Regions from separate parts of the Homo sapiens genome. Here region 1 is linked to region 2. A link is an interaction called in ENCODE POLR2A ChIA-PET data of the cell type or tissue named here. Cell type or tissue: GM12878. All regions are shown on one strand. Links, peaks and the distances in the headings refer to the core of each region. The heading gives the core; the rest is flanking DNA.

Region 1 (4,401 bases), core at 240-4,239, 240 kb after region 2:
CCCAGGCTTAGGAGGTGGGTCAAGAACACTGCTGCCGTTTACATGAGCATGTGGACAACGCCGGGCTGCAACTCCTGATGAAGGGAAGTGAGAACTAGGTCTCAGGACAAGAGAAGCTACCAGAAGACTGATTAAACTTAGTTTGTTCCGTCAGGTTATATATAGAGAGGACCTAATGAAGCAAGCACTAACCTACCTTTTTTTTAATTCAGATGTTCATTAGGCAGAAATTCTTAGATGTTACAGTAAATGCTAATAACTTAATATGCATGCTATCTGGAAATAAGAAGCCAGTTATGCCATAAAATGTAACCTTTATGAAGAGATCAAAAGTAGGATCTTTTCCAAACTAGAAATATTTTGAAAATCTATCTGCACTTACCCCATTTATACTCATGATTTCTCAGCATTTTGGTCCCATCTCTTGGACCAGACTAAACATCTTTCTTATCCCCTTGCTTTCCCTGGGAGACAGTCACTCTATTTATTTCACCCGCCTCTCTGTGCCTTCATTTACTAGATGTCCAGTAGTGCTAGGCAGTCTGCTAACCTCTGATGAACAGGGCACATGGACCCTGTCCGAGGGCACACGGTGGATACCAATGCCATCACAAGTTCTGGGAACAGGTTTGAAGCAAGTATACCAATACTGATGAATACACTGTGCAAGCTGGAAAAGTGATACTTGAGCTGAGGATTGTTCAAATGATTAGGAATTCACTAGAAGGGAAGGGGGCCCAGGTAGTGAGTACAGATGAGTCCCAGAAGCAGGAGGCAGAAGGAGGATGGAGGTGTGCCTGGGGAGCTGCTGATGGTTCTGTGTGGTTGAAATGTGTATAGGTCTTTGTGTGTGTGTGTGTGTGTGTGTGTGTGTGTGTGTGTGTAGCACACGATGGGCAAGGAAGCAGAGAGGGAAGAAGGAAATCACAGATGTGCTGGAAAAGAATACTAGAGCCAAATTGTAAAGGGCCTTGTGTGCTGTGTGCTGGAGCTTAACCTGTATTCTTTGGGCCATGTCGAATCACATTAAATGTGACCAAGCAGGGAGCTGTGGCATGTGTCTGTGGTCCATCCCGTACTAGGGAGGCTTGCTTGAGCCCAGGAGTTCGGGGGCGCAGTGAGCCATGACCATACCTGTGAATATCCACTGCACTCCAGCCTGGGCCATGGGCCATGTAGTGAGACCCCATCTCTTAAAAAAAAAAAAAAAAAAAAGACAGACCAGAACTGTACTTCAGAAAGGAAATTCTGTGAGGTGGAGAAACAGAATGAAGAGGAGCTAATTGATTTGAGGGAGACTTACGAGGTGTAATTGATAGGACATCACTGTCAGTTTAAATGTGAATTTTGATAAAGAAAAGTTGCACAAGCCATTTTCCTTCCTCTCTTCAATAATGGGAAGGTGTTTTCACCTAGAAGAAGCAGGGCATTGCTCTTATTTCAGGGACTAAACTTGAAAACCATCTGGAAAGTCACGGGAGAACTGTACTGTCCATAGGAGCAGGAACTAGAGGAAGATACCCGATGGATTATGTAAGCAAAATCCTAGAGCACACAAGTGGAGGGTGACCTGAATTTAGGTAGAACCGGTCAGATGAGATTCAGTCACAGGATTCTTGAGTTTCAGTTTGAGAAGCACACACTGTAATTCTAGCCCTGAAGGTCTTTCATGTGTAATTTGATCCCCTCCTGCCAACCTGAACCATGAAGTCCACAAACCCATGTGTTCCTGGACTGCTGGGCTTTCTCCCATGCATTTCCCTTTCAGAAGTGAGTAGCTTTAGGGAATGGTGGTTCTTCTCTGCTCCAGAGACAGTGTGGGTTTTTTTTTTTTCTTTTTTTTTTTTTTTGAGACAGAGTCTCACTCTGTTGCCCAGGCTGGAGTGCAGTGGCACTATCTCAGCTCACTGCAACCTCTGCCTCCCAGGCTCAAGCAATCCTCCTACCTCAGCCTCCCTAGTAGCTGGGACTACAGACAAGCGCTGCCATGTCCAGCTAATTTTTTGTGTGTGTTTTTGGTAGAGACCGGGTTTCGTTATGTTTCCCAGGCAGGTCTGGAACTCCTGAGCTCAAGTGAACTGCTCACCTTGGCCTCCTAAAGTGCCGGGATTACTGGCGCCTGGCCTAGTCTATAGAATTTTAAGAGGTTAAAGCCTCTTCTTAATAAATGTCCCCCAACCCCTCCAAAACAACAAACAAACCAATTCTCATAACAGTAGGTATCTAAGGTAATTCTTACCTTCAGACTAAAGATTATCTTTGTCAGCATATTTCTAACATTTTTACTTATATAAGGCAAAAAGTATTTTATACTTTTTCTTTATCATGTAGGCTACTCAGACTTTTCCAACATTGAGTTATTGCTTGATTTTTTATCTTTTTTAAATTGCCACAGGTTGGAATCTTTTCCTTCATTTTCCTTTCCTTGCATTTTTTCCCTTTGGCTTTTTCTTTTTGCTCAGAGCAATGATCATGCTTAGAAAGGAGGTATCTGCTTTACATTTCATTATACTAGCCATAAAGTCACGTCTTAAGTTATTCTAAAAGGAACTAATGTTGTAATATGTTCTTTTTTTCTCTCAAATGTAATGGTGTCCAGACTGTCTTCTATGACATACCCGAAAAAAAAATTCCATCCTTAGCTACTTTTTGTTTATATTAAATTCTTTAGCAACTGTTCTCCAGAAAGCATTCTTTATTTTGTTCAGGTATACACTGAATATCCTCGAAGAAATTGGTGGTGGCCAGAAGGTCAATGATGACATTATTGTCAACTGGGTGAATGAAACATTGAGGGAAGCAAAGAAAAGTTCATCCATCTCTAGTTTCAAGGTAAAATTCTTTGTCTTCTGCTAGAGGCCATCTGAGCTCTATGCCTATCTGTATTGTTTTCATTATGTGTTCAAGTGACCTTCAGTGGTAGGTATTAGAGGCTCCCCCTCCCATTTCAATTTTGCTTAAATGACTCGTTATTGTTTTGATGTTCATCAGCCATTTCATTAATGAATTTCTCAATACTTTCTCCCATAAGTTAATCATAAAAACCCATCAGTAAAAAAAATTTCAACTTTTATTTTGGATTTAGGGGGTACATGTGCAGATTTGTTACATGGGTATATTGAGTGATGCTGAGGTTTGGGGTACAAATAAATCCACCAGCGAGGTATGGAGCATCGTACCCAACAGGCAGTTTTCTAGCCCTTGTCCTCCTCCCTCCCTCCCCATTCACCTAGTTTCTACTGTCTATTTTTAATTTTAATTTTTATATTTTTAATTTTAATTTATTTTTTAATATTTTTTATTATTTATGTTTACTTTTCATATCTGTTTTTTGTGACAAGGTCTCACTCTGTCACCCAGGCTGGGGTACAGTGGCATGATTGTGGCTCACTGCAGCCTCAACCTCCTGGGCTCAAGTGATCCTCCTGCCTCAGCCTCCTGAGGAGCTGGGACTACAGGTGCACACTACCATGCCCAGCAATTTTTGTTTGTTTGTTTGGAAATGAGGTCTCACTATGTGGCCCAGGCTGGTCTTAAATTCCTGGCCTCCAGAGATCCTCCTGCTTCAGCCTCCCAAAGTGCTTTGGGATTATAGGCGTGAGCCACCATGCCTGGCTTATTCCCATCTTTATGTCCATGTGTACTCAGTGCTTAGTTCCCACTTAAAATCCATGATTTTAAAAGCAAGATTTTAGGCATTGTTCTTTCAAAGTAATATAAACTATGATAGTATTCGTAAAATGTGGGCACCTCCATGATTCAGATTAATATTATAATGGTGACATGTAAAATGCTCAAAGATCTCCCTTGTGATGTTTTTTGTAAAAAAGCAGTTGTGTACTTCTATCTAAATCTCATTTTTATTAATAGCAGCATTTTATTAAATTTCTTGACTCATGTTTCATGCATTAACTGGATTCCTCCTCAAAGGACGTGTGCACTTGATCCACATCATCATAATGCCTGTGCCATCTTAACTACATTTTTCTAGCTTGAAGGTCAGGATTAGGGGGAGGAACACCTTCCGAGTTGTATTAACAGGGTTGGTGAGGTGGTTCGTCATGATATCCATCCTGTGTTTCAAAATCAAGAAAAAATGAAAATCTCTTTCCACAAGCAGTAGCAGAAGATATTGTCAGGGCAGGGCTGTCGCAGGAGTGTCCACCTGCTGTGAGCTCATCACAGATAACCGTCACCTCTGCTCTATCTCCAGCCTACTGTTCAGTCTGGAGAGCTGAGCAGAGTTAGGAGTGGATGCTGGTCACTGATGCAAGCAGATTCTTCCAGAAAGAGATTTGGAAAGGCGGCAAGCAGATTCTTCCAGAAAGAGATTTGGAAAGGCAGTAAAGAAAAGCAAAGTTGAAAGGAGCTCTAGATATTGAATGGGCTCTGGCTACCAGG
Region 2 (4,401 bases), core at 241-4,240:
TTCGCCATGTTGGTCAGGCTGGTCTCGAACTCCTGACTTCAGGTTCTCCACCCGCCTTGGCCTCCCAAAGTGCTGGGATTATAGGCATGAGCCACTGCGCCCGGTCTTTTCTCTAGCTCTTAACTTTGTCTCCATTTTGTTGGATTTGTTCTTTCCATTCATAAACATTTATTGAACCCTGATATGCAGCTCTAGGTATGGGGCATGCTACCCGGCAGGGAACAGACAAGGCCCCTCCTCTCATGAAGCTTACAGTTAGGTGGGAGTAGGGGGAGAATGGCGGTAATGAACTAAAAAATAGCAGGAAGTGAGCACCTCTGTGACGAAAACTAAATGTTTATGGTGATGTGAGAGGTAATGATGGGGGAACTACCTTAAGCAGAAAGGTGGTTAGGAAAGATATCTTTGAGGAAGTAATTTATAAATCAAGGCATTTATGACAGGAAGGAGCCAGATGTGTCATCATCTGGGGGAGGAGCATTTCAGAAAGAGGAAACATAAAACAGCATTCCTAGGGTTAGAAGGAGCCTATAGGGTTCAATAACTTGCAGTGTGGTTGGGGCTTATGGATGCTGGATGAAGATAAGTGAGAGAGGTTTACAGGGACAGCATCATGTCAGGCCTTGAGGGCAAGGTAAGGAGTCTGGATTTTATTCCAGATTTGATGGGAAGCCTTTGGGGGATTTCGATTAGGGCAATGACATGATCTGATTTAGGTTTATAAAAGATCTCTTGAATACCTCTTGATTATAAATGGGCAAGAGTAATCGCTTCTCGGCCTTTTGGCTAAGATCAAGTGTAGTATCTGTTCTTATCAGTTAATATCTGATATGTCCTCTATCCGAGGACAATATATTAAATGGATTTTTGGAGCAGGGACATGGACTAGGAGCTTGCTCCGTCCACTCCATGCATCAACTTGGTATTGCTGTACCCCTAGGAACGGCGCACCCCTCTGGGTGTTAAAACACGGTGTTACTGGCCGGGCACGGTGGATCCCACCTGTAATCCCAGCACTTTGGGAGTCTGAGGCAGGTGGATCACAAGGTCAGGAGTTCAAGATCAGCCTGGCCAACATGGTGAAACCCCGTCTCTGTTAAAAATACAAAAATTAGCTGGGTGTGGTGGCATGCACCTGTAATCCCAGCTACTTGGGAGGCTGAGGCAGAGAACTGCTTGAACCTGGGAGGCAGAGGTTGGAGTGAGCCGAGATTGTGCCACTGCACTCCAGCCTGGGCAAGAGTAACAGCAGAGAAATCTATTGGGAAGCTATGGCTGCACGTCCAGGTGTGAGAAGACGGTAACTCAGACTAAGACAGCAGCTATAGCTATAAACTTGCTGATGGAATGAAGTTGGAGAGCTAAGGAAAGATAGGATCAGAAATGACTCCTAAGTTTCAGGCTTGGGCAATTGGAAGAGGGAAAAGCAGGGAAGGAGCAGGTTTCAGGAGAAGTGAGTGACTGTTTTGGATGTATCAGGTTGCAGTGCCCACTGGACAGATGTCAAATAGGCAATAAGATTTGCTAGCCGGGAAATCAGAAATAGAGATACATGTGGGAGTTGCCTGCATGCACAGCAATGGTATTTACAGCCCTGTAATTGACTCCAAAGTCTCCTGTTCACCACTGTGCAGGGTGAATGTGGCATAGGCCACCCTTCTATCTCTAGGCCTTCCCCTGTCTCTTCTTGCTTTTTGCTGTTGAAAGTTGCTTTTAGCTTCACAATGCAGAGGGCAGTGGAAGAACAGAAAAGCAAAACATTTCCCGAGCCTGTAATTACAGTGACAAGAGTGCTTCTTGTTTGTGTAGCTCTCAACATTTTAATCATTACGTCTTCACTAAAGCTAAAATCTGAGCTTAGAAGTGAGTGGGTTTTAAAGATGGGTTCTAGATTCATACTGTGTTCTTTAAATGTTATGAACTGAGAATACATTGATACTGATATTATAAGTATGAAAGGTAATATAAGTTACATGAAGCAAAGTCTTCAGTGCTATGGATCATCCCTCTGTTTTATGTACCACTTTGCCTACTTTGTTGAAACACAAGAACAAACTAAATGAAAATAAGAACATATGGAAATGGCTGGGCGCAGTGGCTCATGCATGTAATCCCAGCACTTTGAGAGGCTGAGGCGAGTGGATCACCTGAGGTCAGGAGTTTGAAACCAGCCTGGCCAACATGGTGAAACCCCGTCCCTACTAAAAATACAGAAATCAGCCAGGCGTGGTGGCACGTGCCTGTAATCCCAGCTGCTCGGGAGGCTGAGGCACCAGAATAGCTTGAACCTGGGAGGCGGAGGTTGCAGTGAGCCGAGATGGCCCCACTGCACTCCAGGCTGGGTGACAGAGTGAGACTCTGTGTTTAAAAAAAAAAAAAGAAAGAAAGAAAATGTGGAAATGTGTCTTTACTTCCAGATAGTATTCCTGTCTTGGATTTGACATTTAATTTTATTAAAATAATTTTGATGCATGGATGTTTTACATTTTTATGGGATTTATCAGTTGATCCTTTGTGATTTCTTAATTTTATGCTTTGAAGAATGTTTCCTCTCCCAATGTCAAGCCTCTGTAGGTTTACTGCTAGTTTTATGGCTGATTTATTTATTTTTTCACTTATAAATCCAAGCGGGCTTTACTATGTTGGATAGAGCCAAGTACAGACTTCTAAATTTTTTGGGTTTTGCCATCTCAAAATAATTTGTAGCCAAAATACAATTGAATTCTTACTTATTTTGAATGATTCCTTGCTCATTGCAGAATAGCTCTCCAGACCCCCAGCTGGCCATGTGGTGAGTTCAGGGCCCAAATCAAGTAGTACCAGCAATCAGGGAACTCCTATCTGTTTTGAATGGATTCACACCAGCCACAAGCCTGGAAAGATGGTGTCACAATCTACAGTCAGGCAGGATTCTCCTGTGGAGCCCTGGGAAGGGATCAGCGATCACTCTGGCATTATTGATGGTTCGCCCAGACTCCTGAACACTGACCATCCTCCTTGCCAATTAGACATCAGGCTCATGAGGCACAAAGCTGTCTGGATTAACCCCCAGGATGTGCAGCAACAGCCGCAGGACTTGCAATCTCAGGTGCCAGCAGCAGGGAACAGTGGGACCCATTTTGTGACAGATGCTGCCTCTCCCTCAGGCCCTTCACCTTCGTGCCTCGGGGACTCCCTGGCAGAGACAACGTTGTCTGAGGATACCACAGACTCCGTTGGCAGCGCTTCTCCCCATGGCTCGAGTGAAAAGAGTAGCAGCTTCTCTCTGTCCTCAACAGAGGTACACATGGTCCGCCCAGGATACTCTCATCGGGTGTCTCTGCCCACAAGCCCTGGGATTTTGGCCACCTCCCCATATCCTGAGACTGACAGTGCTTTTTTTGAGCCTTCCCATCTGACATCTGCTGCTGATGAAGGTAATTTTAGTAGGTGACCTCCCTCATTCCTCTCTGTTCACACCCTTGCTTCGCCTTGCTCTAAAGCCTGCCTTGTTGTCTTCCCCATGGGACAATGCATTGCCTCATCTAATATTGTCAGCAGCCCAGCCATCTGGGCGGTCACAACAGGTGAAATCAAATATTGGCTTTCTCCTTAGACTGCAGAGAATTGTTATCTTTTTAGCTTAATGTAGTTGATAATCAGTGCCATGTGCCATCTTTAAGCTGGCGTCTGCCTTCAGGAACTTAGAGCTCATTAAATTGTCTACAGGGGAGAGCATCGGAAGCACTCTCAAGTCAGTGTGGAGGTTGGAGGTGTTTCCAGACAGCCACGGGGTCTGCATTTCACACCAGTACCTAGTAGGTGGTGAAGTCACTTCACTTGTTATATTTACCTGTATAGAATCTGACAGGAAAATGGTAAGATTTTTAAACAATAACTACAGTTTCCCCTGAAGACTATACAAAACCCCTTTTTATTAAAACAAGGGCTCTCACTGCTATGAAGTAATGTACATATTCCTAAGACCCTAAAATTCCTAAAAATTGGATAATCCGTGCGAAGTACTACTCAAGAGTCAATAAATTAGCTATTATTGTTATAATCTGTGACATGTTTATTTCATTTTAAAATATTTGTTATAGTCACACTTGTCATTATTAATTTACATTTCTATTCAAACCCTAGTATAAATAATCAATGAAGCTTTTTCTTTCAAAGCAATTTAAAAAGTCATCAGTCTGCCTGCTGCCTGCCTGTCTATTTCTCTGTATATTTATTTCTCACTAGCAGGAGCTCATCTTCCCCCTTACCTAAAATATGGAGTTTATGTGTTCTTTTGGAAATGTTTGAGCAATCAAAGATGATGACAGTCTTTAACACATTTATTCATTGCTTAAGAAGAACAAATTTTGGACAATCTTTCAATGGTTAATTTTGAGATAAGGACCAAGTTTGAGCAAA

The links. Peaks named below come from ENCODE experiments on the same cell type or tissue, not always from the same donor. Only the 100,000 strongest peaks of a DNase experiment are listed, where the experiment ranks them.
Region 1: POLR2A ChIA-PET joins it to region 2 with 5 read pairs; 3 of 35 experiments call an interaction of 5 or more read pairs at or near these places.

Annotation. Positions count from the first base shown.
Region 1 is chr13:46,132,558-46,136,958 of GRCh38, reverse strand. LCP1 (lymphocyte cytosolic protein 1) reads left to right here. Exons shown (of 16, transcript NM_002298.5): 14 at 2,709-2,832. Among named protein-coding and RNA genes, the nearest start is that of CPB2, 30 kb to the right of the region's middle. In GM12878, for the core only: no CTCF peak of the experiment used is centred there; no DNase peak of the experiment used is centred there.
Region 2 is chr13:46,370,956-46,375,356 of GRCh38, reverse strand. It overlaps RUBCNL (rubicon like autophagy enhancer), which reads left to right. Exons shown (of 15, transcript NM_025113.5): 3 at 2,760-3,416. The coding sequence starts at 2,882. It also overlaps the pseudogene RNU2-6P. Among named protein-coding and RNA genes, the nearest start is that of RUBCNL, 14 kb to the left of the region's middle. In GM12878, for the core only: no CTCF peak of the experiment used is centred there; no DNase peak of the experiment used is centred there; H3K4me3 peaks cover 1,633 bases; H3K27ac peaks cover 3,286 bases.